Linked DNA regions of Homo sapiens: region 1 is linked to region 2. The links are chromatin loops, found by intact Hi-C in ENCODE. Cell type or tissue: gastrocnemius medialis. All regions are shown on one strand. Links, peaks and the distances in the headings refer to the core of each region. The heading gives the core; the rest is flanking DNA.

What was found. Peaks named below come from ENCODE experiments on the same cell type or tissue, not always from the same donor. Only the 100,000 strongest peaks of a DNase experiment are listed, where the experiment ranks them.
Region 1: a loop joins it to region 2, with 2.9 times the contacts of the local background. A loop is called at or near these places in 2 of 110 quality-filtered maps.

Annotation. Positions count from the first base shown.
Region 1 is chr6:40,706,553-40,721,793 of GRCh38, forward strand. It overlaps LOC101929535 (a long non-coding RNA gene), which reads right to left and starts at 8,826. Exons shown (of 3, transcript NR_187731.1): 1 at 8,355-8,826; 2 at 7,744-7,846; 3 at 6,292-6,911. It overlaps LOC105375052 (a long non-coding RNA gene), which reads left to right and starts at 8,990. Exons shown (of 4, transcript XR_926789.2): 1 at 8,990-9,892; 2 at 14,233-14,349. RefSeq lists an enhancer at 6,608-7,109. In gastrocnemius medialis, for the core only: no CTCF peak of the experiment used is centred there; no DNase peak of the experiment used is centred there.
Region 2 is chr6:40,817,580-40,832,820 of GRCh38, forward strand. It overlaps LOC105375053 (a long non-coding RNA gene), which reads right to left and starts at 7,764. Exons shown (of 3, transcript XR_926790.3): 1 at 7,504-7,764. In gastrocnemius medialis, for the core only: a CTCF peak has its summit at 6,931 (motif pointing left); a DNase peak (open chromatin) is centred at 6,942; H3K27ac peaks cover 550 bases.

The DNA of each region.
Region 1 (15,241 bases), core at 4,974-7,473, 110 kb before region 2:
AGGGAGACCAGACAGAGGCACTTAAGAAAACTGGTATTTAAAATCCAATTCTAAGTAACTTGCTTTCTGATGGTATGATATCACCACCACTTCCTCCCCCATTACCTCCAAATTCTGCTACTAGATGGTCGTGTGTTTCTGTGTTTAGCAAATAAGCGAATAAATGGGGTTAAACATAAAGACAATATGCCCACCACGAGTAATGCAAACAGACCTCCATGTGGCTGACCCACTGTGGCAGCAAGAAGGCACACAACTTAAAAAAAAAAAATAGTATTTGTGCCTCAGACTGCGGAGCCCCTGAGAGCAGGATCCAAGCCAAAGACCACTTTCTGCCCTGAACCTGAACTAGTAAGTTGGCGTGATGGAGGATGGCGATTCCTGCCTTATGAGCAGGGTGGACATTGAGCCCCAGCCCATGCCCCTGTGCTGGAAACACGGGTGTGCTGGCTGAGTAGGTAGTCATGGAGGTTTCCAATATATGTTATTCCATGGAATCCACAAAGTAGATCTGGGAAAGTTTCTCTTGACGGATGTAATCAGCTAAGAAATAAATAATCCACCTAATAAATGAAAAAAGAATAATAAAATTTAAAAAGCACCATCTGGCAACCCCTGTGAATTAATGAATTCAGGCATTGCTCATTGAGCTGCTAACATTACAAAAAGTGAAACAATCAGACTTTTGTGCCTTTTGACCTAAGAATACACCACTACCCATGAGAGAGTGAGTAGTTTTGCCAAGAGAGAATCAGGGGGAGAGAGTAAGGGAGGGAGAGAGAAAGAGAAAGAAAAACAGAAAGAAGGACGGAGGGAGGGAGAAAGAGAGAGAGAGAGAGAAAGCTGAATCTACTCAAGCCTATGGGTCCAGCTGCAGTCTACAGGAAATACAGAGGACAGATGAGCATGTTAAAGGACACCAAAGGAATGCAACAAGCAAAGACCAAAAAATGGAAAACTGTGGCACAAACATCCCAATTTCATCCATAAGTTGCAAGGGGGAAAAAATGATGGGAGGAACTATAGATTAATAAACACTTAAAGACATATCAACCACTCAAAATGTGTGGACCTTATTCAAATTCTGACTTAAACAAATAAATGATTTTAAAAAAAATGTCATGGAGGCTCTTCTTCTGCCTCAAAGTAGAACATTATCTAACCCACGTTAGATTAGGTTTAGGTCCAGGGAGCGGTAGAAAAAACTCTTCCTCAACTCTTGGGGCTGTGTTCATTCCTAGTCCTCGTGCTTGTGACAAATAAACACCTTGGTTGTAGGATTTGGCTTTTTTGTCTGATGAAGTTCTTATACACTTTCCCACCCATCCCTTCACTGGGCCTTCTCAGGCAACTGGATGGATTGAGAAAGAAAGAGTTGGGAAGGGAAAAGAATATGTCTTTAGGGAAAGAAGCCTATTTTAGGGGTGAGGAGAAAAGGATAGCTTCCTAGAATGGTGGGGCTAAACTGAAATGCCTGACACCACCCCCTGCTCCCATGTCAGCAGGGAGATGTAGAAATCATTGAGACCTAAACTGCGGCAGCCACCTTGTCAGGAGCTGAGAGAGGCGCTGATAGCCACAGGTGACCTGCAGGATGTTAGTCAGGCTAATGAAGGTATCAAGTGCTCCTTAGCACCAGAACACAATGCTCCTGGGTCAGAAGGAGAAGAATCGAAGTCATGTTGCCAGGAGAAATATTTTTTGTTCTTATGAGGCTGGACTTTGCTCTCCTGGGAGAAAACCACTAACGTTTCCTTAGTGGGGTATGTTTGTATTTTTGATAGCTAGTGAGGAAATCAGCCATAGCACTCACTGGTGGGACTAACCTGGAATCCCAGAAGAAAAAGAGGTGGAGGGGGAGGTAGCTGAATCTGCTGAAGCCTATAGACCCAGATTCTAATTTGTAGAAATACAGAAGACAGAGAAATATGTTAACGACTACCATACTATAAAGATGCAAGCAACAAAAAGCCAAGGACTGGAAAACTGCAAAGAACAGGAATTTAATTCATCGATAAGTTACAAGGGGAAAAAAAGGGTGGGAAGACATAGATTTTTTTCTTTAATTAGCCAGGCCTGGTGGCATACCCCTGTAGTCCCAGCTATGGGGGAGGCTGAGGTGGGAGGATTGCTTGTGCCCAAGAGGTCAAGGTTGTAGTGAGCCATGATCATACCACTACATTCCAGCTTGGGTAAGAGAGTGAGATCTCTATCTCTAAAAAGTAAATAAAATAAAATTAAAAAAAAAAGACTTAGAAGACATGTCACCCTCTCTCACTGAACCAGACAGCACCCTTCCTCCTCTCAACTGGCATAGCTTGAGCAGAGGAGATGTTCTGAGGACAGAGCTAAGTTAGCTAGACAGAAGGGGAGACTGAGGCTGGGGATGGGATATCCTCTTCCTTCTGGAGGAAGGGATACAGCTCTCCATGGAGGAGGTGGGAAAATGACCTGGGGGCTTAAAAGAGGAGGCCACTGCAGGAGGAGGTCAGGAAACTCGAGAGAGGCCTCTGGGGAGATGTGGCAACCATGTGAAGAAACTACCTTTAAATATGTAATTTGAAAAGAGCTTCTGCCCCTTGAACAGAGAGAGCAGTTACTGAGTTGATGAATGAACAGCCTCTTTTCTCCCCACCTTCTCTGCTCTGACCCTTTAGGGAAAGACTTGTGTCAATAGGAACCTAGTCAGGTTCTGCCATCTTGGGAAGTGAGTACTAAAATATGCCACGGGCCCAAGGTCTGCACAGATCCCATTTGGGAGAAGGTGCTTAAAGATGTGGCTCCTGCCCCCACAGTGTCCTGTCTACACCTTCATAGTACTGCAGAGTGGACCTGATGAGGAACCTGGGGAGGAGGAGGACACTCCGGACAAGGACACAAACCCGTCCCCATCATGTCGCCAAGCAGAGCAGTACCAAATGGAGCATGGAGGTCCCTACGGCTGACCAAATGGGGTCACCACTGATTAATGGCAGCCCCAGAAAGACCTAGAGGAGGGAAGGCAGGAGCTGAAATACATCCCCATGCTTGAGAGCTGGGAAAACTGAAGGCCATAATCTCTCCCCTAGAGATTATTAAGAAATAGTTCTGAGTGTCTTAGTCCATTTTGTGTCATTGTAACAGAATACCACAAATTAGGTAATTTATACAGAACAGATTTATTTCTTACAGTTCTGGAGGCTGGGAAGTCCAAGGCTAAAGGACCTGTATCTGGTGAGGGCATTCTTGCTGTGTCATCCTATAGTGGAAGGTGGAAAGGCAAGAGAGCAAGAGGGGGGCAAACCCACTTTTATGATGAGCCTACTCTCATGATAATGGCATTAATCCACTCATGAGAATTGGATGGCCTGTTCACCTCTTGTTAGGCCCTGCCTCCCAACACTGTTGTATTGGGAATTAAGTTTTCAACACATGAACTTTGGAAGACACATTCAAACCATGGCACTGAATAACAGAAAATGAGAGGATGCTGATTCTCCCAGATTAAACTAGTAACATGGTGATAAACTCTCAAAGCCCCTCAATAGTGCTACAAGCATGGTCTTGCATGTAGTCTCTTGTGGAGGTACAAAGGTGCTCCTTCCCCCAGTCGGACCCAGCCTGGATCCAAGGAACCCCACTTTTACTTTCAGCTGATGCCTCTGTGCAGTTCAAAAGGCATATAACTGTATGTAGCCCTCTGGGTAAAGGTAATATGTATCTCCCATGGAGGAAGGTAGGGGTTAGAGAAAGGGCCCATGTACCTAAGGGGGTTTTGGAGCAGGGCAGAAGACTAATCCCACAGGCTCTGGCCGATGGTCCTCCCTGTGTGTCCTCTGCCTTCAGGGGCTTCCTGGTGTTCCTGTATTTCTTTTCTGAAGCTCAGTGATCTGGGATTTGTTTGAGCAGAAATGGAGACGATGAAGCCAAGCAACAGATATAGGCACGTTTACTTGGGGAGTAAAGGGAATAAACTGGTACCGGGAATCTGGCAGGCTCTGATGGGGCTTCCACTTAAAGCCTTTTATCTGGATTTCTGTCCAGCCTCTCCTGCTGCCCTTCCTACTACTCCCACTCCTCCTGGGAATCTGAGCTGTGCAAATAAACCCAACCCTGACTGGGCTGGAAGCAGGCAAGTGACAGAGAACCAGTGAAAAGGGAAAGAGGCTTCCCGTCTGTCTCCTGGGGCCCTGCGGCTGGAGAAACTGAGGGTGGGGAGATTGGATCACTTCCGCCATGAGGGCTTCAGCTGCATCCTGTTCTCACAGCCCCCTCCCTCCATCCTGCCCTCTCCAATTTATCTCTGAAGCTGTGTGCATGTCATCTCTAATGGCTAACATTTATTGAGCACCTGCTATGTGTGTTCTGGGCACCAGGCCAAATGCTTTACACACTCTAGCAGACCGGGCTCTGAGCTGCAAGCAACAGAAACCAACTCTGGCTGATTTAAACCTAAAAATAATTTACTAAAAACATCTTTGGTTGCTCATAGACTCTCTAAAGGGCCTAAATACCAGGTTTGGGGCTACACACTCAAGAATAACACCCAAAGTGATGCTGCTGCAAAAATGGTCCACATTTGAACACCACTGCTGCTGGGCTGGCCCTAGGCCTGGAGCTTGCCAGCTGGATGCTGGCCACCAAATTAGCAGCACAGCCACTGCTGTCCTGAGAACTCTTAAAATGGTTGCAGCAACCAGATATAATTCTTTAGGATCCCCTTGAGTCTTGGGCAGGTGCATCCGAATGGCAGAGCCAAGTCTTCCATAGTAGAAGGTAGGCTCTGCCACCCACTCTGGTCCCAACATAGGGAGAAATCTCCAGACACAGGGAGAGAGTGAGGTTGGCCACAAAGACAGACACCTGTCCACTTCACATGCTTGTTCTTGTTTCTCTCATTTAAATCTTGACGGTGGATATGTCATCCTCACTCATCAGAACAGGTACATGAGGGTCAGAAATATTAGCCAAGGATACACAGCTAGTCAGCAGCAGAAAGCCCAGGAGGATTGAGGGCTAACTGACTCCAGAGAGAACATCTCCTAACCCTAACTCTCTTAAGCCTCCTGTCTGCAGCACTGCCAGACAGAAAGGAGCAGTCTGCAGGAGAAAAATAAAGCAAGACAGAGAGCAAGAGACAGAACATGTTTGTGTGTCCTGTGTCTGTGAATGTGTGCATGTATGTGTGTGTGAATTGTATGTGTGTCTACATGAGTCTGTGCATGTATGGCTTCCCTGCATTCCCCTGTTTACAGTTGCAACCCATGCCCCTGAGTGAGAGTATAAGTGTATGTGAATTGTATATGTGTGTTTGCATATGTCAGTATGAGTCTGTGTGTGTAAATATTGTGTGTGTGTTTGTTGGGAGGGGGTGGGTTCAGGACCTCCCCCTGACCCTGCCCATTTAGGATATCAGGAGCTGACTATAACAGCCATGCCCTATCTACCCATTCCAGGGATAAGAGCACATCTGTACCTAAAGGGGCTCCCTAACTCCGGACTTTATGAAGTTGACCAAAAGGATCTATAAAGAGAACTGAATGCAGGGTTGGCATTCTAAATCCTTAATACCCTAGTTGCTACTGGCTCTGACCACAACCACACAGCTCCACTCCACATGCTGCTCTGATGCCCACTCTCTCATCAGCAGCCCTGACAGTGTGCAGTATGGGCTGAATATATAGAAACCACACAAACTCGGAAGGAAACATGGGGTCTTTGAAATCAGTCCCATTGGACTGTGAGTTTCATGTCTCTCTTGTTCATCCAAAGGCCCAGGGCTGCCCCATGCTGGCACGTGGCAGGTGCTCAGTTGAATGAATAAATGAGTGGGCAAGTCAGTGAATGAATGAATAGGCCTTCTCACTGACAAAGTCACAGTGCCCTGGACCAGCATCACCAGGTGGGTCACCTCCATGATCCTGGTCTGCCTTGACGCCTCTGTTTTCCAGTCCCCATACGATCCAACAGAGGCTTTGTTCATCTCTTGCTTCCTCTAGCTTTTTCCCATGTCCTGGTATTTGCTTATTCATTTGCTTAAAGCACTCTTCCAGAGTATGAAATCTGTCCCCATTAGTTTCTATAGGAAGGCTTTGATTCCCTCCAACATGTTCTGGAAATGCTAGACGAGTAGTATAGCAACTCACCACACCTCAAGGAAGATTCCCTGGATGTGCAGCCAGGGAGCAGGGACAGGAGACAGAAAGAGGCTGGATCTGTGGATAGCACAGTGCAGCTCCCCCAAAGCCTGGACTTAGGGGACTGCAAAGCCCACACAACAACAGGACTGGGACGTAACTAAGCTGCCATTTTCCTGACTGCACAGTATTTGTGCACACAGCAGTCAAGATACCTAGAAGATTAATATTATGTTTGATGCTCAGATGACCTGCTGCAGACCCAGGATCTCATCTCAAGACCTGGAGGAGAATCCAGTCTTTCAGTGAAAGAAGTTACCTGCTTATTGCATCCCATAATGAGGCAGAGTCCTTGCTCTCTGTTGCCCAGGCATCTCAACCCAGGGCTCTAGGCTTCGGTTTGTGCATCTGGCCCCCTGCACATCTGGAGTGTTGGAATTCAGAGAGTGCAGCGGCAGCTTCTGCGGGCCCTGCCTGGAGGAAGCCTCAAGAGGGAAGCACTGTTCCAGCCTCAGAGCCTGCGTGTCTGAGCTCAGTGTAGTTCGAAGCCACCAGCACATGCTGGATTCTTCTCCCCTCTGCCTGGTCCCTCTCTGGTTATTCTTTCTCTTCTCTCTGCCAGCCCAAGCCTCCTCTGGCAGGAGAGAGGGAGAACTGTGTTGCAGGCAGGGAACTGAAAGGGAGAGGATGTCCCAGAGGAGCTGACAGCTCACGACTGTTGCTCACCACAGCAGGGAAGGTTGCCTTCTCCTAGCCAGTTGTGTTTTCTCCTCTTCCAGCCCTCATGCCTGTTTGCTGGGGGGAAAAGTGTCAGTGTCAAGGCTCAGGCATGTCATCTCCCTTGCTGCCAGCAGGCCTCCCGGTTCCTACCAAAGGGCTGCTGGAGGGGAAAGGCCACCTCAGCTGAGGCGTGCCTAGGTGAGGGATCCCTATGAAAAGCCAGTGACATCCTCCTGGCCTGGCTTCAAGTCCTCAGGGAGCCACAGCACAGCTCCCTCTCCTCCCACGGATGCTGGCTTCCCCGCATTGCCCTGTTTACATTTGCAACCCATGCCCCTGAGCTCCCGGTCCTCCCAGAGGCTACAGGACTCGGCAATAAAGGTGGTGACAAAAGAAGAATTAAAGCAGGCTGAGGGGAGCCGGAGCTAGAGAAAGCGCCACTTTACCCAGGGCAGTCAGGGAAGTCTCTCTGTGGAGGTGACACTTGAGCCTGGAGACCTGCAGGAGGGAAGGGGTGAGCTGGGCGGACACCTGGGAAAGCTCACTCCACAGGGAACAGCGTGTATCACCCACGCAAGGAGGGGTCCAGCTGGTTGGAAGAGAGCAAGGAGGCTGTGTGGAGTAGCAGGGACAGGGGGGAGGCTGAGGAAATGAGACCAGAGCAGGGCTGAGCAGGTCAGTTGCAGCTTCCAAAAAAACCCTTTTAGGCATTTAAGTATCATTAAATTCTCACTCAGACACTCTGAGATAAGTATAATTATTATCCCCATTTTCCAGATGAGGAAACTGAGGAGGCGAGAGGTTACATATTTCCCACAGATCACAGAGCCAGGATTCAAGCAGTTCTTGCCTGTGGTCTGCACACCAAACTGCTTTGCTACGTCACCCGTAATAGTAACTCATCCACCTGAGAGTTGGGCAGACACGAATCCCAGTGCTGGACAGCAGCGCAGGATTTCTATGGCCCTGGCAGGTGAATTCTCCTCTGTGTGCTTCTGTCTCCTCACACGCTGCACCTCACAGGGTCATAGTGAAGGAGGAAGCAGAGATGAGCAGACATGGCTTCATATGGTCTGGGGATCATCCTTCCCTTCCCCACCCCATTTCAGGCAGATGGGGGCAGATTCCAGAAGCCAGGGGTAAGGAAGGTCAGTCTGAAATCTGAGGGGGAGTGGGCAGCTCAGCTACAGAAACCACAGGGCATGAAGGTGAGGGTTCTGGTGGAGGGCGTGTCTTCCCAGGGTGCCAAGGGGGTGGGTTCCAGAAGGCCTTAGGCCTGGTTCTTCATGGGAAAGGCTTAGCTCTGAAAGGCAGAACACCCACAGATAAGAGGAAAGAAGAGTGGGTCAAGTGAAGGATTTTCAAATGAAAGGAGACTTGAAGCAGTGGAGAGAGTGGGAGGGAGATGGGGAGTGTTAGAGACAGTGATAGCAGGTGGGTGTGCTCAGGGCCAGTGTTTGAAATAAGCAGGCGTGGCCCTTGGTTGGCTGTCCATGCCCCAGGTGCAACTACACTCACTGTTTGCAGAGCTTGGCCCTGTGTGTCATTATTTGCAGAGCTTGGAGCTGTTTGCAAAGCTTGTCATTGCCTGTGTCACCATTTGTAGACCGTGGCACTGTTTGTCATTCTGTGGAGTTTAGTTTTATTTGCAGAGCTTGGTATTATTGGGAGAGGCTAGTACTGTTTGTGTCACTGTTTGCAGTACTTGTCCCTGTGTCTGTTGGTGTTATGATGTCGACAGAGCCCATTCCTCCCTATTTCTCTGTTTGCTGAGCCTGTCAATGCTGATGTTACTGTCTCTGTGGATGTTCGGGGTCTGTCACAGTCAGAGGTATGGTCTGCAGTGCCCTTCACTTCCTGGGTCCCTGTGTGCAGAGCCTGTCATGGCTGGAGTTATGGTGTCTGTGCTGTCAGTGTCACAAATGCAGAGGCAGTCTCTCTGTGCAACTCTGTGCTGAGGCTTCTCACTGTTAGTGTCGCTGTCTGCGTCATGATTTGCAGAACCCATTGCTGCCTGTGCCTCTGTTGACAGGGTCTCTCACTGTCTATGACACAACAGTGAAACATGATATCACAGAGGAATATTCTTCACAACCATATCTGAAGCCTATCTCTGATCCCCAGCAGTCACTGCGCCCCCCACCTGGGACACATACACCACCTTGCCCCATGCTCCCATGCCCTCTGACCATTTTTGAATACTGGCCTCTGGAGTCTCGTAAGACCAAACACCCTGCCTCTGCTCCCTGCCATACTTAATGGGCCTCACACCCTGCTTCCTGGAGCTTGATTTCACTGCGGAGTCCAGGCCTCGTGGATGGCTCTAGACCAAGAGCACAAGCAGATTTACAAAAGAATCAGTGTTGGCAGGAAGGGGAAAAAAATGACATAGAAAGAGAGGAGCCATCAGGAAAGATGAAAGGGTTTTGCTTCTTCATCTGACGGGTCTTGAAGGCTGTCTTCGGGAGGGAGATGGCTCCTTACGGCAGAGGGTGTAATTAATTAAGGGTGAGGTGCAGTGAGCTCAGGCAGCTGGTGCAAGTGATAAAGTGGCATTGTGCAGCGAGTCCCCGGTGGTGACGGAGATAAGGGCCCTGTCACAGGCACGAGGCTTGCTGGTTGCAGCGTGGGGAAGAGGCAGGGGTGTTTCTAGAGGGAAAGGCAGGAACTGGCCAAAACACATTTATGGGTGAAGCTCTGCCTCCTTCAGACCACAGCACCTTGAAGTTTAATCCCCTGGTGGGAAAGCCGAAAATACCCATTATGCCACTGCTCATTTCTTGTAGACAGAAATATAGAAAATGAGAGCATGTGTTGAAGAAAAAAAATCAAAAGGAATGGTTAAAAGAAAGTTTTAAATAACATTTTTAAAAGCATAAGAAACCCATAGACTATTTTAAAAAAATAAAGAAAATCCTCATTGAAAGCCAGGAAAAAATGTGTGCTGAGGATCAAAAAGACTGGTTTCTGGAAAGGAAAAAAAAAAAAAAACCCTCTGCATTGCTAACTAGCAGAGAAAAAGAAGTCATGTAAAGATGTAAAGGGAAAGGCATCCTGTAAGTGTATATAATCTATATTATATATTTATATTTTATTATTAATTATTTATTACAAGAAAAGAGTGCATGGCAGGTCAGATGTACATTTGAAGTCAAACATCCAGGAAAAGCATCTGAGAATCCCCTTGTGAGGAACTCCAAAGCCAGTAATAACAGTTCCTTTAAATAACTTCAAAGTCAGGGAACCAGGTGAAGAATAAGTGGGAGCCCTCAGTGATCACAGTGCAAAAGGTGCACAAAGAACGAAAAGAGGCTGGTGGACAGGCTCAGCCAAATCTGTGCCAGGGAAGATGGCCCTGAAATCTCCACTCCCAAAATGCCTTTTGATGGTGAGAGTTGAATGTACAAGATCAAATATTAATGACAATGGTAACTCCTTACATGTACATATTGATTTATGGTTTGCTTTTTTGTTGTTATTGTTTTTACTCACATTATCTCATTTAATCTTATCATAACATAGTCTCTAAGATGGGCAGGAAAGGAATTTTTAGTAGCCCCATTCATAGATGCGAAAATTATTATCAAAATTGGTTATGAAGTACTATGGTTTGAATGTCTCCTTCAAAACTCACATTGAAATTTAATTGCCTGGCCAGGTGCAGTGGCTCACACCCGTAATCCCAGCACTTTGGGATGCCAGGGCAGGTGGATCACCTGAGGTCAGGAGTTTGAGACCAGCCTGGCCAACATGGTGAAACCCCATCTCTACTAAAAATACGAAATTAGCCAGGCGTGGTGGCATATGCCTGTAATCCCAGCTACTTGGGAGGCTGAGGCAGGAGAATCACTTGAACCCAGGAGGCAGAGATTGCAGTGAACTGAGAACGTGCCATTGCACTCCAGTCTGGGCAACAAGAGCAAAACTCCACCTCAAAAAAAAAAAAAGAAAGAAAAGAAATTTAATTGCCATTGTGACAGAATTAAGAGGTGGGTCACTTAAGAGGTGATTGGGCCATGAGAGATCCACCCTCATGAATGTATCAGTGCCATTATTGTGACAGTGAGTTACTGATAAAAAGGATGGGTTCACTATTCTAATGTTCTCCCTCTGTTTGATACACTCTCACACTTTCTTGCCATGTGATGTCTTCCACAATGTTATGACACACCACAAAGGCCTTTACCAGATGCCAGTGCCATGCTCTCGGACTTTCCAGCCTCCAGAGCCATGAGCCAAATAAATTTCTATTTTAGTTACCCAGTCTGTGGTATTCTGTTATGGCAGCAGAAAATAGACTAAGAAATAAGGCAAGAACCTTCAGCTAAATCATGTCAGCATTGGAACATGATCCTAAAACCCAGAGTCTTTATGCAATATCATGCTATCTCAATTTGGATTCTTGCAGAAGCTGAGCCTGAGGCAATGATGTGGGTGCAATATCGTTTATTTGGGAGGTGAAGAAAGCACTGAAAGAGGAATGGGACAGTGGAACAGGGAAGGGGAGAAACCAAAACAGAGTGAGTGATCAGGCTGGCTAACACCTGGTTCCTAAGGCCCAGTCCTGCAGAGACCTTGGAGCAATAGCATAGCACTAACTGTAAGAGTTTTCCTCCTTGAGGGGAACCCAAATTCTGAATTTCATCCGGAAATCAGTATAAATAGGTCACCATGACCTGTTGGAATCCACTTGAACCTCCTAAATAAACTCAAGGGTGAACTGTGAAACTGATATCCATGATAAGTTACTTGTTGTTCCAAATACTGCTATGTTTTTTTGGGCTGGTAGACTGCTAACTATGCCTGCTCCTAATAAGTGGATCCTTGAAATAGGAATTATCTGTAAGATAGATACAATAATTATTCTGTAAGATAGGGATTATTGAGCCCACGTTTGACAGATAGAGAAACTGAGGTTCCAGGAGATTAAATAACTTGCCCAAGATCACAAAGTTATTAAGTAGGGAAAGCTAGATTTGAGTTCTGAACTTCTAACTCTAAAATCTATACCACCTGTGTTAGTGAATGTTCTCTGGAGAAACAGAATCAATAGGAAGTATAGATAGGTATAGATATAGAGAGATTTATTACAGGAATTGGCTCACACGATTATGGAGTCTAAGAAGTCCCACAGTCTGCCCATCTGCAAGCTGGAGAACCAGGCAAGCCAGTGGTGTAATGCATTGGCTTAAAGTGAGTGGCTTAAAGTCTGAAGGCCTGAGAACCAAGGGAGACAATAATATAAATCCTGGTCTGAGTCCTGAGGCCCAAGAGCCAGGAGCACTGAAGTCCAAGGACAGGAAAAGATGGATGTTCCAGCTCAAACAGGGAGCAAACTTTTCCTTCCTCCACCTTTTTTGTTTGTTTGTTTGTTTGTTTGTTTTCCTCTCTGGACCATCAATAGACTGGTTGATGCCCATCCGCATTGGGGAGGGCAGATCTTCTTAACTTGGCCTATCATTTCAAATGCTGATCTCTTCCAGACTTATCCTCACCGACAAACCCAGAAAGAACATTTTACCAGCTATCTGGGCATTCCTTAGCCAAGTCATGTTGACACCTAATGTTAACCATCACACCAGCTTTTCCTATAACTCACAGAGGTGGTCTTTGGAAACATGAAACAGTAAATTTTACCCCATCCTCGACCAATCCGCTACCCACTGGATAAGAGAAAGTGGGAAAGAATAGAAATTGGTTAAAATGCAATTTAGGTCTGTTCCTGGGAGACAGATTGCCATTGAATTTGAGGGGATTTCAAAGAGGGGAGTAAGAAGGGAATTTGAAGCCTGTCTCAAGCCTGTAAGGATGGCTTCCCTGACACCTGTTCATGACAGAGCTGTGGCCTGGAGAACTGTGGGCCTGCAATAGAATGGGGATTCTAATGGCATAAGTGTGTGTCTGGGGGTGAGGTCCCGGTGGGCATGAGCATCATGAACATGCAGTGGGGCCAGTGGAGCTGGCCCATAGGGTGGCTCAGATGGAGAGAAGGCTTGGAATCTGGAGCCAGATAAGAGAGGTAGAAACAATTCTTGGAGTGTCTTGGGGCTGAGTCCTCTCACGCCCACTACTGCCTGCTATACCTCCAGCTCCACAGCCCCACCAAGGCCCTTCTGCCTCTCCTACTTTGAATTCTTCTTTTTTTAGAGCAGTAAGCCCGGCACTGAGAGGCAGTAATTGGGGATCTTTTGTTCCACACAGTCTCTGCCACGCTTGCTCCCAGGGTTGCAAAGTTGCTTTCTACTGCCAGGCACATGGGGTTTGACCTTTTTCATTTATTTGAACACTTACCTTCCAAATAGGAGAGTGGGGTGGAGCGTGGGGGGAGAAAGAGAGAGACAGAGACAGGGTGATAGAGCAGGAGACCTACAGGGAGAGGAACTGAAAGTAAGATCAGAGCACTTAGAAAGAAAGAGGCAGGCAGGCTCTGGGAAGGAAAACAGGAAGTGGGAAAAAAAACACTTAACTATGTAAGACTGAGAGGCATCTGGAGCCCAGAGGAGCTGGAAGGAGACACAGAGCCAGGGAGAGATGGAGAGGATAGACAGGGAGATAACAGAGAGGAGAGCAGACAGATGCAGAAAGAGAGCACACATGGGAATCCAAGCAAACTGGGGAGAGAGAATGAAGAGGTGGGAATGCCGAGTGAGGTGCCCTCTCAGCTCTCAGAGTCCTGCAGTACGTGCACACCTACCAGCCCAGAATGTTAATTACACGCTGCCTTTAACAGCCTCCACTGCTGAGTCCCTGAAAGGGGGAGCTGGGATGCAAACCTGCAGGCAGCACGTAGCAGCCCCTTAGCCAACCCAGGGGCAGGAAGCAGAAGAACCTTTCAGTGTGATCACAGAGAGAGAGGCGCAGGACAGTCTTGTGTGTCCCGCAGGAGTGGCCAGTGTCCCTCATAGACCTCAAGAGCCAGAAGAGAGGCTGACCAGCTGGGCTGGGGAGTGCCTGGATAGAGAAAGCAGGGAGAGAAAGGACCCTGGGGAAGAGGAAGCTCGGGAGGGACAGAGGGAGGGAGGGAGGGAAGAGGTACTAAGAGACGAAAGATCCCTCAGGCCTCCCCACCCCCACCTCACTTTTTGCAGACAATAATCCCCTTCTGCCCCTTCTGTCCTGAGATGAGGCAACCCCTCCCCCAACTCCACCCACAGCATCCTTTCAAGTTCATCAGCACCATCTATCACCACAGCCAAAAAGGTCTCAGTGCCTATTCCTGCTCCCTGAGCCCTGACCCAGCCCTGGCTTTCCAGCCAGCTGCAAGTGAGAAAAACTTACTCTTCTCTTCAAGAGCATTATAAAAACTGAGAATGCAACTTTCTCCTGAGTAATGAGAACTGTCTCTTTATGTCTAGCCCTTTCGTCCACCCCACCGTCTCGTGCTTTGCCTCTCCAGATCCTCCAGCCAAGATCCATCTTCAGATCAGGCATCCAAGTCAGATGGAGGAGGCCAGGCCTTGGCTGTGTAATCCAGGAGCTCCAATCTCAGCTGTTTGCTCCCCTCTTGGGAAAGGTACTGAATGGGCAAGCTCCTATTTCCCTCAGCCTCCACCCCTGCCCACGTTACTCAGGAAAGTCCTCATATCCATGCCCTCCTCCTCCCTCTCCAGCCAGCCACCCTGCCAGCCACTGCTCAGATGGGAAAAGGAGGTCGGGACGTTCCTGAGTAGTTAATAATAAGGGGGTGAGGGGCTATGATGGTAAATCCTTTGCCCAGATCCAGGTCACAGAGAGGCACTAGGCTCTTGAGGTCCCCAGAGACCTCTAGCGAGGTGACAGCTCAGTGGACCTGAGCTTTTCTGGCCCTCCATTCACTGGGGCCCAGGCTTCAGTGGCTTCTCTGAGATGCTGATGTGTTCTCAGCACTTTAGCAAGAGATGCTCCAGGCACAGGCTTTCTGCGGCTCTCTTCTTCCCATCCCACCACTGCATCCATTTGTGTCTTCACATAAGCGCACTCCACCCGGAATCACTAGGCTAGGCCTACACATGTGGGCACATGGACATATGCCAAACACATAATACACAGGCATGCATGAGTGCCTGCAGACAGAGATGCCTGCAAAAGGGAGCATTCAAGCACACAGGGCCCCACATAGGCAGACAGCGCAGCGCTCCATAAATACAAATTAAATTAAATATGCACAAGCACACCCATGGCAAGTCATCAGGCCTCTGCTCTGCCCAAGGCAAGGGTGTTTGGGCTGAGCAGCCTCTGCACAGCTAAGGAGCTTTTGATTTGACAAAGAAATTACATTTCTTTCACATTAAAAAAGGCTTTGAAGATTCAAAGCCTCAGGCCAGAAAGCAGTGACCACCCAGGGAACAGGGGCAACAGGTCAAGCTTTCCTCTCCCTGCTCCTGTCACTGAGAGACCGTCTTCCTCCCTGGGGCCCTGAAGGGCAT
Region 2 (15,241 bases), core at 5,409-7,908:
ATGACCCTCTAATGCAGCCCTGCCCAACGGAGGCACGTGGGTCATTTTACACATGTGCCTCAGTAGCCACATTAAAAAGTAAAAAGAAATAGGTGAAATTAATTTGAATAACCCAATATAGCCAAAATAATATCCTTTCAACATGTAATCAATATAAACATATTAATGAGATATTTCACATTTCTTTTTTAGGACTAAAGTTTCAAAGTCTGGTGTGTAGCTTGGTGCATCTCAACTTGAACTAGGCACATTTCAACATTTGAAGCGCTCACTAGCCACTTATACCATGGTGCAGCTTTTTTTTTCTTTTTTCTTTTTTCTTTTTTAAGACAGGGCCTCGCTCTGTCCCCCAGGCTGTAGTGCAGTGGTGCAATCTCAGCTCACTGCAGCCTCAAAGCCTGGGGCTCAAGCAATCCTCCCACCTTGGTCTCCCCAAGCAGCTGAGACTACAGGTGCACCCCACCACATGTGGATAATTTTTGTATTTTTTGTAGAGATGGGGTTTTACCATGTTGCTCAGGCTGGTCTTGAACTCCTGGCCTCAAGTAATCCACCTGCCTCAGCCTCCCAAAGTGCTGGAAATACAGGCATGAACCATCATGTCCAACCCATAGTGCAGCTCTTATAGCATCTGGGGATGGCACTCAGCACCTTGCCAAGAGTTCCAGGCCTTGGTGGATTCTAGTGATGTTAAGGATGCAGGGGCCAGGGAGCCAATGAACTCTAAGAAGAACCAAGGCAATGTGAGGACTACTTTCTCATGACTACTTGGGTTTCCCTGATGGCCCAGCCCCCTGCCAAGGGTCTGTGGTTTTGGGGTAAGCCCAGGGATGTGGGAGACTGGACAGTCAACACACTCTGGGAAGAAACAAGGTAAGGCTTACATTCCTCTCTAATGGGTGTAGAGACAGGCACCAAAGCCCCAGGCCCCAAGCCTAGGGTCTGAGTCAATGGAGTTGCCATTAATTTGGGGGAGATTTAAAGTTATTTGAAGGGGGCTAAGCAGCCGGGTAATATCTGTGGCAAGAGCCAAGTTAATGCAGTGACTATGTTCCAATGACTACAGTGGCTGACCTCAGAAATCAAGACCCCCTGATGACAGGTGATGTGGGGAGTGGTAGCCAACCAATATTGTCCTCAAAGAATCAGGCGACATGGTGAGCTCTGGAGTTGTCACAAAGGCACAAGGCCCTGCCAAGGGTCCCAAACACTGATGTGGCCTATATGACTTGAGGAAGAGGAGTGGGTGGGAGTCAATACACTCTCAGAAATAAATTCAAGGCATGTTGTCTTGCAGGTGGGGCCAAGCAGCCACTGTGGTCAATTTCACTCTCTGCCCCAGTAGCACTCAGATCCCACCCTCCAGAGCCATTCCTCCTCCCAGGACCTGTGCTCTTCCTCCAAGAATGTCTCTAGCTGACATTCTTGGCATGGCAACTGGGCACAAAGTATGCCTACCCCCTGGGATGGCCCACACCAGGCAAACAAAGCAGGGAGAGGTTGTCATTTTCTCTTGTTATATAAGTTCCTACACAATTGCCTCTGGTCCTCAAAGCCTAAAATGTTTGCTAATCCCTACTCTATATCATGACTTTCAGAGGCTGGACCAAAGGTCAAGACCCCTGCCAGGGATCTTAGGCCCCAGGGTGGCTCCTGTGATACGTGGGAGGGGGCCAGGCAGGCAAAACACCAAAAACCGAGACAACATGGTACCCACATTCTAGTGCTTTCTGAGACTGGCACTAGAAGCTAGGTTTCCTGCCAAGATTTGACACTTGGCATGCCCCTGGAGATGACATCAGCCCCGGGGGCGGGGGTTGATGTCCCTGAGATTGCATCAGCCCCAGGGGACAATGTGAGCTCCCTAATGACCTGCCACTGAAGGGCGAGTGAAGAGACCCTTCACCAGGGCAGCCTGCTTACTCAACTATGCATTGCCAGAAAGGTGGCTGGCATGGGGCAGACAGAATCATTTCATTCCCTGGTCAGGAGTTTTCCTGGTGGAGGACCAGTTGTAAAATATGGGTGTATGAGGGATCCACAGAAAATGTAGCCACATAGGGATGGAACTGTCTAACACGTGTGATGTCGGTAAACTCAATGAGCGGAGGATGGCAGAATGGTTCTGCTCTGTTAATAGCTCCAAGGTGGAAGGAAAATGTGGATGTGTGTTCTGAAGTAGGAGCCTTGGAAAAAAGCTGGCCCAAAAGAGGAGCTCCTCTTCTTGTGCGACAGGACAGGAGGGTGAAGGAGAGTACAGAGACCCACCAAACTGACGAGCTGGGAATTTAAAGTCATTAACTTGGAGAGGTCTAAGATGATTGGGCATTACCTCTGTCTGCAGAGTAGGGTTGAAGATGGAGGGCAGAGAAAGGTGGAGGCAGGAGTGGGGAAAAAAAGGGAAAGGAGTAGGGTAGTCAGTGCAGGAGGTGCTTAGAGCACATTTGCAGCTTAGCATAAAGACTAGAGCCTCTTGAAGAGGGCTTAAAAAGGTCAGAGGACAGCATTCAGATTCGTGTCTTCCGGCTAAATGAAGTTGTATGGGCCATTCTCAGAAAATGTTGGGTATTGTGGTCCCAGGCTGAGAAAGTATCCAGAAGGTCAAGGTGCCCCATGACCAGGGTTCAGGTTTGGCAAATCAGGGGCTGCTGAGCTCTGAGTGTGTGTGCCCCCCAAAGTCATATGTTGAAATCCTGTCCCCCAATGTGATGTATTAGGAGGCAGGGCCTTTGGGAGGCGACAAGGTCTTGAGGGTGGAGCTTTCATGAATGGGGTTTGTGCCCTTATAAAAGAAGCACCAGAGAGCTGCCTTGCCCCTTCTGCCATGTGAGGGTGCAGCAAGAAGGCCATCTATGGACCAAGAACGGGGCCCTCAGCGGACATTGAATCTGCCGGAGCCTTGATGTTGGGCTTCTCAGCCTCCAGGACTGTGAAAAATAAATTTGTTTTTGTTGTTGTTGTTGCTGCTGTTGTTGTTGTTGTTGTTGCTTCAAGATGGAGTCTGGCTCTGTCACCCAGGCTGGAGTGCCGTGGTGTTATCTCGGCTCACTGCAACCTCCGCCTCCCAGGTTCAAGCGATTCTCCTGCCTCAGCCTCCCAAGTAGTTGGGATTACATGCACGCGCCACCACGCCCAGCTAATTTTTGTGTTTTTAGTAGAGATGGGGTTTCACTGTGTTGGCCAGGCTTGTGTTGAACTCCTGACCTTGTGATCCAATCGCCTCAGCCTCCCAAAGTGCTGGGATTACAGGTGTGAGCCACCATGCCCAGCCGATAAATTTGTTTTTAAAAATAAATTTGGCGATAATATATTTAAATAAATTTCTCTTTATAAGCCATCCAGTCTGAAATTTGTGATAGCAGTCCTAACAGACTAGGACAGGAGCCAGACCCTTTAAAGGATAAGAGGATCTCTGTGCTATCAAAGGGAAATGGCTGACGGAGGTGGTGTCAGGTGTGCAAGGGGAGTAAGGACATCATGAAGCTGGAAGGAGACTTTGGAGGAAGCCGAGGCCCAGCACTGCAGTGAGAGTATATAAGAGCTCAGCAGCAGTTCAGTTTGGAGTTGAGATTAATAAAAGGAGCAGGAGTTAGGGTCAAAAGAGAAGCCTAAGTTTTGAGATCTCGGACGTGTGGAAGGTATCTGTCAAGGCCCAGCTTATGGTTTTGCCCATGGTAGCAGAAAGTAGTTGAAGAGGCATGGCAACAGGAAACCAGGATTCTAGAAAGGTCACTAACAAGGATATTGAAGTGACTATGGATGCCCACCTGGCAGGATGAAGAGACCACAGGACAGGTTCTAACCTTTCTGGAAGGTGGGAGAAGTGTTCAAGGCATGCAAGTGGTGGTAATAAATTACACGTGGTACACTTTGCAACAAGAGCTGTGAAGTATGTTTTAGATTTATAGGATTGAGTGGAGCAATTTTCTGTTCTCCTGGAGATGGGAGGTGAAGAGGGAATGGAAAGGCGAGGGACATTTCAGTTATGTACAGTGGTACAAGATGTGAACCAGAAAAGCTTTGGTGAGCGGGAGAGTTCATCATCAAGAGAGGTGATGGGAGTGCAGGAGTCCTACTGCTTAGTGCTTACTATTCAAACCCATGCTCCAACTCTCATCTTGGAAGTATTTACAAGAGGAGTGCATTGGTTCTCATGGAAAATGGGCAGAAAGGTCACAGATGCATCTATTGCTGCTGGGCAGAAATGACCAGCTCAGAAGTCAAAGACAAGGAAATAGAGGTTAGTTACATTATATAGATATGCTTCTTTCATTTACTGCAAATTCTGGTACATCTACATTCTGATACATCTGTATCTCTAAGTTTGGTGTAAAATGCTCTGTGATTTCAAGTTGCTGTGGAGAAATCTTTCTGTGCACTTGAGCTCTTCTGGAACTCCAGAGACACCAAGGATAATGCTTCAAACAACTACAAAATTCTCACAATTGATGACTACATTTACCCCTTCTCTTTTTTAAGCATAAAAATTGTTTAGTGCAATGTCTGCTTTCCGTGTAAGATCTGCTTAATCTGGATTCCCACTGATTTTTTCTGGGTTGTTTACGTGTTGATTTGGAAGGCTTGCAATCTCTAAGAATCTGTTAATGGTGGTCGTGTAGACCTGATCAAAGTTTGTTTATGATTTATTGTCCAAGTTTATAAGGTTTGTTTTCATTAAAGCTCTCAGAGATGGCACAAGTTCTTTCTATGAGTAAAAACTTTCTGCTCAAATAGACCACTGGATATTTCATATTCATGCATGTGAAGGAGTACTACTCCTAAATCTGCATCTTATAGCCATTATAAAAGGTTCCCAAGATACTCTTGGCTGACAGCTCCCTACATTGCAACTATGTGGATTAAATCACAGAGTAGTCTGATACTAGCGTGAAGAGCAAATCTCCTATGATACTATGCTAATCCCAGGAATGATCTGCCCTAGTTGGTATTTAATAAAGTGGTCCTTTTCTTTTATTATGGCAGCTTTTCTCTAGTACCTAATAGTGAATCTTTTGTGTCTCAAATATTTAGCTTCAACTATCCCAAGACAATAATTCACTGAGTTTTAGGACAGAGACAGAAGTAAGTGAAGATGGTCTAAGCATTCTTCAAAGCTGTTATCTGAAGTTGCTGCTGCACTCTCCATGCAGGAAATGTAATAATATAATGACTCAGCTAATGACTGAGTACCCACCATAAAGATTCCTCAGGTCAGGCAGCATTTAAACACGCCAGAGCATTATTTAAGGGGAGGGATCGAGGATTAGGCAAAGCAGATTGCATGATGATGTATTTAAGCTCTGTGCAAAAACATATGCATCCATCTAATTCTTATTGCTCTACGTGGCAGAAAATGACCTACAGACACATCGAACACCATGGCTACATAAACAGTAAGCAGAGAGCATGTATGAAGATATAGGTGCCTTTCAGTCAGGATGAGGTCAGGAAAAGAGACTCAGCATCAGTTTGTTAACAGAAGAAATTTCACAAAAGGAATTAGATAACAGATACTGGAGAGCTGAAAAGGCAAAGGCGACCACTGCAGCGACACCCTCCAGGCCAGGAGAATAAAGGGGGCAAGGATGGGGTTTTTAGAAGCTCAGGGAAAGGTGCTGATGTCTCAGCAGCTCTGAAGAGGGTCAGATGCCATTGAGGCTGTTGATGGTGTCTGGGTGACTTGGACGAGGGTCCCTGCATGCCAGGCTCAGGCATCAAAGTAACAGGCACTGACTGGCTGGGCAGGTGGCTCTAAGAGAGCATAGTGAGTCTAGTTCTGGAAGTATGAAAAGAACTGGAACCAACTGCCACCACTTGGGGCAAACAGTTGCTTGGGTGAGAAGCAACTGTTTATTATAGGAACCAAACTCAAAACAGAAAAGAATAAGCCCCTCCTCAACCTACAGAATGGGAAAAATTTTTGCAATCTACCCTCTGACAAAGGGCTAATATCCAGAATCTACAAAGAACTTAAACAAAGTTACAAGAAAGAAACAAACAACCCCATCAAAAAGTGGGCAAAGGATATGAACAGACACTTCTCAAAAGAAGACATCTATGCAGCCAACAGACACATGAAAAAATGCTCATTATCACTGGTCATCAGAGAAATGCAAATCAAAACCACGATGAAGTATCATCCCATGCCAGTTAGAATGGCAATCACTAAAAAGTCAGGAAACAACAGATGTTGGAGAGGATGTGGAGAAACAGGAATGCTTTTACACTGTTGGTGGGAGTGTAAACTAGCTCAACCATTGTGGAAGACAGTGTGGCAATTCCTCAAGGATCTAGAACTAGAATTACCTTTTGACCCAGCAATCCCATTACTGGGTATATACCCAAAGGACTATAAATCATGCTACTATAAAGACACATGCACACGTATGTTTATTGCGGCACTATTCACAATAGCAAAGACTTGGAACCAACCCAAACGTCCATCAATGATAGACTGGATAAAGAAAATGTGGCACATACACACCGTGGAATACTATGCAGCCACAAAAAAGGATGAGTTCATGTCCTTTGCAGGGACATGGATGAAGCTGGAAACCATCATTCTCAGCAAACTATTACAAGGACAGAAAGCCAAACACCGCATATTCTCACTCATAGGTGGGAATTGAACAATGAGAACACTTGGACACAGGGAGGGGAACATCACATACCGGAGCCTGTTGTGGGGTGAGGAGCTGGGGGAGAGATAGCATTAGGAGAAATACCTAACGTAAATGATGAGCTGATGGGTGCAGCAAACCAACATGGCCCATGTATACCTATGTATCAAACCTGCACGTTGTGCACATGTGCCCTAGAACTTAAAGTACAAAAAAAAAAAAAAAAAAAAAAAAAAAAGAATAAGCCCGTCCTGACGGCATGAGCCTCCTTCCAGTCTCCCTCTAGTGCCCCCTAGTGACAGAATTTGAGAAGGATCTGGCAAAGGAGGGCTGGACCTGGTAAGGTCCCAACGCAGTGTGACACAGCAGGATATATAGGAAGAGGTCAGGAGGTAAGGAGCAAAGGCTTAATAACCCAAACAAGATGCACATGCACCTTATAATCCCGTCTACATGCAGGGAGGAAGGTAAAGCAGTAAACTAGGTTACTGTGTTCTGTGTATCACCCTTACTTAAATTTGGAATAACCCTAGGGGCTTTCTTAAATCAAAGTCTTAAATTTGTTTTGCCCATCCAGTGTTTCTAAATCAGATTTTTTTTAACTGTTCCTTCAGTTATATACCAAAAGTATCTCTACAAATTGATGTTAGGAACTTTCTGAGCCCTAAATCAATATAGTAAGAGAATCATTTCTGGGTAGAATGAAAAAGAAATTTTCAGACTGGGTTCATGCTTATATTCTATACGAAGCCTAGCCCTGCTTTTCCAAAGAAGTAGTGACACATATGGAAATGACAACCAGCAAGACCCAAGTCTGACAAGGAGGCTGAATTGCCCCTTTAGAATTATCATTTCTGCCACCTCCCAGCACTTTACCACTTACCTAAAAGAAGACAAAATAATAGACTCTTTTGCTTCCAGTACCTATAATGTACATTTCCAGGTTTGTTTTGGAGTACAGCTGTGAAATCCTTCAGCACTGACATAATTCTCTTCCCTCCAATTGTGAAGTGTTCTTTGAGCAATGTAATTGTTCCCCACTGCAATTCTTACAGCAGCGTGTCAGCATGCCAATCACTTCTTCTTCTTCCAGTTCTGATTCTTCCAGTTCCCTGCTGTGTTAACACCCAGAATGAGTCCTTCCAGCTGTTGAAAGATGTCAGCATATTTATATGAACTACTTTATGTTTCCTGGGGAAATGTTCTAAAAGAAAAGAGATCTTGGCCGGTATGCTTGTGATTCTGCAGAGATGTGACTTGGCTTGCATTTATATTTTCTTTGGGGTCAGTAATAGTATTAAGTATTTCAAATGGCACATGTGACTACACAGTGTCACTTTATCTTAACTGAGCTTTGGTCATCTGTATTCCATTCAATTAGACTACACATATCACTCAGATATCTCTTCTGGAAATGAGAAAATTTGTCTTGTGGTAGGTTCTCCCAGGAAAACCTTGAAGATATCATTTATTGCAATGTTGCTGGACAGCACAAACTCATGGAACTTTTTCTGACATTTCAAATTTCTCTTTATCTTATGTTTGCATAACATTTCTTGAAGATTTCTGAAGGTACCCACAATCTGAGTGTTACACATTTTTCTTTCACTGAAAAGGGAGTTTCTTCAAGATTCTATTTTTTTGTTTTTTTGTTTTTTTGTTTTTTTTTTTTTTGAGACAGTCTCACTCTGTCACACCTAGGCCAGAGTGCAGTGGCAGGATCTCAGCTCACTGCTATCTCCACCTCCCAGCTTCAAGCGATTCTCCTGCCTCAGCCACCTGAGTAGCTGGGATTACAGGCAGGCACCATGACACCCAGCTTATTTTTGTATTTTTAGTAGAGATGGGGTTTCACCATGTTGGCCAGGCTGGTCTCGAACTCCCGACCTCGGGTGATCCACCCACCTTGGCCTCCCAAAGTGCTGGGATTACAGGTGTGAGCCACTGTGCCCAGCCTCTTCAAGATTCTTGATAGGAATTGTTAAACCTCCTGTTACAGGCTGGATTGTATCTCCAAAAAGATGTATGGAACCTGACCCCTGGTACTTGTAAATGTGACTTTATTTGAAAATAGAGTGTACAGATATCATTAAGATGAATGTTAAGATGAGATCATACTGGAGTAGGTCAGGCCTTTAATCCAATATGACTGGTGTCCTTATGAAAGGAAGAGAGAGAGAGAGACAGAGGGAAGACAGCCGTGTGAAGATAGAGGCAGAGATTGGCCACAAACCGAGGAATACCTGGGGCTACCAAAAGCTGGAAGAGGCAAGAAAAGACCCTTCCTCCCCTAGAGGCTTCAGAGACAGCATATCATTGCCAACACTTTGATTTTGGACTTTTGGCCTCCAGAACTGTGAAAAAGTAAATTTACGCTGTTTTAAGCCACCCAGTTTATGGTACTTTGTTTCTGTAGCCTTAGAAAACTAATACACCTCTCAAATCTGCCAACTAAAATTTTAACAGAATAGATTTCTTTTTCACACTTTCCCTGTCTCTGCTTTCTTCTAAGTTAGTGCCTTCAGCACTAGTGAGCTCTTCCCTTCTTTTGCATTGGCTGAACACAGAAACAAAGAATTCTATAAACTCCTTCAAGGACACTCCTGGTAGATGCTGTGGCCCGTGCCTTTGCACGCACTGTCTGATAATTGTGGGGCATCCTGGGAATGGGTGCAGCATCGTTGGTGTTACATTTGGGACACTGTACATGCCCAGTTAGCACTGGCCACTGCTGTGACTAAAGAGAAAAGCCCACAAGCAAATTTTAGAACTCCCAGCATCTTCACCCAGTTCAATAAACTTGTTTCTTAGTTGCCCTGGATTTACAATCTTGTATTTCAATTCTCTACAAGCATGCTATTCTATAACAAGCAGAATCCCAGGACTGCCATAGGATACCTCTCTCTGATGTAGGTCCAGAGGTTTGTTTAGTTCCGAAAGAGCACTATCCCAGGCCTGCTCCCTCATGTGTGTGTCCCTAATTTCTCCTAATTATGATGATTCTGGATCTGCACTCTCTTAGTGTTCTAGGGGTCTCTAACCAGATACTTCCTTATTCTTATACCTCTATCGACAGTTCCATTTCAGAATGTCACAATGCTAAACATACCTGTGATTTCAAAGTTAAGTTATACCGGGGAGGATCATGAAATTTCATGTCCAAGCCAGGGCACTATTTTAGAGGAAAAGGAGATGTTTAAACAGTTAAAATTCTATAATATTGTTAAAATATATTAACCAACATTGATTTTTATTATATTGATGTACCTAAAAGATGAACTTTTTTTTTTTTGAGACAGAGTCTCACTCTGTCGCCCAGGCTGGAGTGCAGTGGTGCGATCTCGGCTCACTGCAAGCTCCACCTCCCGGGTTCACGCCATTCTCCTGCCTCAGCCTCCCAAGTAGCTGGGACTACAGGCACGTGCCACCATGCCCAGCTAATTTTTGTATTTTTAGTAGAGACGGGATTTCATCATGTTAGCCAGGATGGTCTCCATCTCTTGACCTAGTGATCCGCCTGCCTTGGGCTCCCAAAGTGCTGGGATTAGAGGCGGGAGCCACCGCACCCGGCCAAGATGGACTTCTTTAAGCTTTTAAAAATGAGATCTTTTCTAAAAAATAAAATCTATCTATATTAAAGCAGAATAAAAGCTTTATATTGACATTTAAACATTTAAAAATAGCAAGGAGAATAATTATCTTTGGTATATATTCACATCTGTTAATCAGCCTAGCCATTATCTGTCATGAGTATTTTTCTGAATAATTCATTTATTTCAATATATTATGCAATCCAGAGTTGCATATTATGATTAATAAACTTGGAATGAATAGGTCAATTAACTCTTCTGGTGGTCATAATAGTAAGGCCAGAGCATATCTGCTAAATGTATGATATTCTAAATTTTACTTTTGAAATTAAAATATATAAATACTGAGCCATTTTCAAGCGTACTTTATTTTTATCTCTTTTGAGTACCTTTCTTTAACAAATATTTTTCAGAGACAAAATTGGTTAAATAAATTGTCTAATGCCTTTTAATGTTTCATTGAATTTAAACACTTTAAAACTGTACACTTTCTCAATTTCAATCCTATAAAATATAGAATACAAATATGTCCAGTTAAAAATAGGACTTTCATCAAACGATTCTTTAAAGTCAACACGTTCCCAAGCACACTTATAGAACTTAAAAATTAAATCTTGACAAAGAAACAAAAGACATGTACATTAGAATGGAATAAATAAAACCATCCCTATTTGTAGATGACATGGTTGTCTACATAGGCAATCCAAGAAATCTAAAAAAAAAAAAAATTCCTAGAATAAGGGAGTTCACCAAGGTACAAGGTGAACACACAAACATCAATCACCTGTTTATTTATAAACAAGCATGTGGACATAAAAACTAAAAACACAATACCATTCATAATTGCTGCAAACTAAAAGAAATATTTGGATACCAATCTAACAAAACATTCTATACATTGAAAATTGCAAAATGCTGAAGACAGAAGTCAAAGTAGCCCTAAGTAAATGGAAAGGCATGCCGTGTGAGTGGATTGGAAGACTTAACATAGTAAAAATGTCAGTTATCTCCAAAGTGACCTATAGGTTAAGGCAATTTCCATCAAATTCCCAGGAAGGTTTTTCTCCCATCCACATGCTTATTTTTAAATCTATATGGAAAGTTGAAGGACCTAGAATACCTAAAACAATTTGAAAAGAACAGAGTGAGAGGAATCACTCTACATGATGTTAAGGCTGACACTTTAGCCACAGTAGTCAAGACAGTGCAGTATTGGCAGAGAGCTAGACACAGACCAATGAAATAGAATAGGGAACCCAGAAAGAGACTCACACAAATATGCCCAACTGATTTTTGACAAAGGTGCAAAAGCAGTTCAATGGAGGAAAGACGGTCTTTTCAGCAAATGATGTTAGAACAACTGACATCCATAGGCAAAAACCAATAATAATAAGTACTTCAACCTAAACTTCACACCTTATATAAAAATTGACTCCATATGTATCATGGGCTTACATGTAAAACATAAAATCAAAATACTTTTAGAAAAAAATTAAAAAATATTTAGGACATATGGGTAGGTGAAGAGTTACGTATCTGACACCTAAAGCAGTAGTCCCCAACCTTTTTTGGCACCAGGGACCAGTTTTGTGGAAGACAATTATTCCCCAGACACAGGGCGGGAGGGTGGTGGGCATTAGATTATCACAAGGAGGGTGCAACCTACATCCCTTGCATGTGTGGTTCACATTAGGATTTTTGCTCTTACGAGAATCTAAGGACCCTACTGATCTGACAGAGGTGGAGCCCAGGCCCTAATGCTTACCTCCTGATGAGTGGCAGGGTTCCTACCAGTACAGGACCATGGCTCTGGGATTGGGGACACCTGACCTAAAGCACAATCCATAAAAAGGAAAAACTGATAAATTGGAGCTCAACAAAATTAAAAACTTTTGCTCTTCCAAAGACCCTCTTAAAGTCATGTAAACACCAGCTACAGACTGGAAGAAATTGTTTGCAGACCACATATCCAACAAAGTTTTTGTATCTAGAATATATAAATAACTCAGCATTCAACAGCACAAGACAAAAAGCCCAATTAGAAAATGGGCTGCTTCCGGCCGGGCGCAGTGGCTCACGCCTGTAATCCCAGCACTTCGGGAGGCCGAGGTGGGCAGATCACCTGAGGTCAGGAGATCGAGACCATCCTGGCTAACGCGGTGAAACCCCGTCTCTAATAAAAATACAAAAAATTAGCCAGGCATGGTGACGGGTGCCTGTAGTCCCAGCTACTCAGGAGGCTGAGGCAGGAGAATGGCATGAACCCCGGAGGCGGAGCTTGCAGTGAGCTGAGATCACACCACTGCACTCAAGTCTGGGCGACAGAGCAAGACTCCGTCTCAAAAAAAAAAGAAAATGGGCTGCATCCATGAACAGACATTTCACTGAAGAGGATATACAGATGGTTAATAAGCACATGAAAAGATACTCAACATCATTGGCCATTACATCTCTGTACATTAAAACCGCAAGCAGATATCACTATACACCTATGAGAATGGCTAAAATAAAAAATAGTGACAATACCAAATGCTGGCAAGAATGAAGAGAAACTATATATTTATATATTGCTGGTGGGAATGTAAAATGGTAGAACCACTTTGAAAATTCGTTTGGCAATTTCTTTTAAATCTAAACATGTTGGTACCATACGGCTGAGAAATCCCAAACTCTTGGGAATTTATCCCAGAGGAATGAAAATGATGTTCACACGAAAATCTGTTCATGAATGTTCATAGCAGTTTTATTTATATTTGCCAAACACTAGAAGTAACCCAGATGCCCTTCAAGGGGTAAAAAGTTAAACACACTGTAGCACATTCAGCGCTACTGCTCAGTAATAAAAAGGAACAAACTATTGATATACACAACAGCGTGAATCAATTTCAAGGAAATTATATTGAGGGGAAAAAAGCCTATTTCAAAAGGTTATACACTGTATAATGGTTACACAACATTCTAGAATATTCTTGAAATAACAAAATTATAATGTTGCCAGAGGTTGGGAATGGGGGCGAAGGATCAGGTATGTCTATAAAGGAGTAACACAAGGGAGCCTCATGGTGCTGGAATAGTTCTGTATCTTGATTATGGTGGTGGCTACATGAAGCTACACGAAGCTACACACCAGGTAAAATTGCATGAGCTGTACACACACACAAATGGGCACATGTAAAGCTGTAGAAATCCACATAAGCTCTGTGGCTTGTACTGATGTCAATTTCCTGGATTTCATACTGTACTATTGTTAGATAAGATGTTACCATTGAGGGAAGATGGGTGAAAGAGTGCACAACACATCAACATGTTTTTTGAAGCTTCCTGTGAATCTTTTATTATTTCAACATAAAAAGTGTTAAAAAATTAAATTTTGTACACCATTTGAGTTCTAATTCCTACCAGCAATGTATGAATGATTCCATTTCTCCACATCCTTACCAGCATCTGCTGTTGTCACTGTTTTTTATTATAGCCATTCTGATAGGTTTTGTTCTTTTCTTGCTTGTGTAGGGATACATTTTAATGTTTTCTTGTTTGCACGCTTTATTTTGAATTGTTGCTATCGTTGTTTTGCTAAAAGCTGAAGTACTTTGGCACTTTACTGAATACTCTGATTAAAATTTCCCACCTTATTTTTAAAATAATCAAAATTTAGAGAGCTTGACTTAAAAAATCGATACTACTACTGTAGGAAACTGAGGTTGATCTATAAAGTAGTTCTTCAAAGGCTTTAAACTTTTTAAAGCCAATTGACAAGGCAGCAAAGAGAAAGATGTACTGCCATACTGAAATATTTTATTGTTTCCAACGTAAGCTTCATAACAGAGTTTAATTCGTTTAATTCTGGTTGAGTGACTAGAAATTGAAAATTCTCAAAATCACACTGTCTGTGCCAGCTGGCAAAATATTATATCTTGTTTGAACCCTTGGGGTATGATTATGGTGAAGCCTCATGGAGGAACACCAAAGTTTATCACTAAGTCCCCAAAATCAATTATTGTCTCTGGAATCCATATCAGATACCAAAGGCCACTGGAGTGACCTCAGAATTAGTCATTAGAGAAACAGATGTAGATTTATCAGAAAAACTTTCCCAAGAAGCCAGCCTTCAGAAAATGTCAGTGCATTCAACTAAAAAACCATGTTGATTTCATGAAAGTTCTGCATTTATGTGTGTTTACAATGTAAATAGGTTCTGCCTACAATGATTAAAGAGAAGAGAAATGACCTAGTGTCTGTCATCACCTCCATGTATTGGTGATAAAACTGATTTGGAACAACATTACCTGCCTGGTTAACTGAATATGGCAGCGTTGGTCACTTTCCCCTGTCTCATTAGCGAGGTTGATGAGGGTTCATTATGTATTCATGAGGCTGAGGCAGAGTGCATCTTTTCAACTAAAAAGATTAAGCCTGCTACAGCAACTGCTTCAGCTCAGGTAGCAAACATATGTAAAAGGAATTCTCATTATCCCTCCTCCCTTGAACCTGACGGGTTTGATTTTCAGTGTCACCTGCCTTCACACATATGACTGTGAAGCAGTTAAGGGTTATTCTGGGTAAAGATTTGCAGGAGTTTAAAGTATTTGCCAACAAAGGACAGCTTTATGAAGCTGATCTCTAGTAACTGAAGATGTCAGAAACCTTGATACTAGTAAGATGGGGTTGGAGGAACTCTGCCTATTATTATTTCAAATATGAACATGATAGGCAACAACCAGTAATCCTGGAGCCTCAGACAAATCCACATTCTAAAAACATCAAGCTGCCTGAGAATGGAACTGGTTGTGAGATTGTTGAAGGATGCATTTTCTTCCACAAAAAGCCAAGTACAATCTCCAGGTGTACTGGAGTGATGCTGTGTTGCTGATACCTGCTGTGATGCTGGGGAATTCCCTGCTAGGAAAATTCAAAATGAAAAAGAGCAAGCCACTTAAGACACGATGAAGAACAGATAATTTATACAAACACCCACACTTAATTCTTAAACACTGCAAGCATGAAGAGTTGGCTCATGTAATGTTGAAGCCA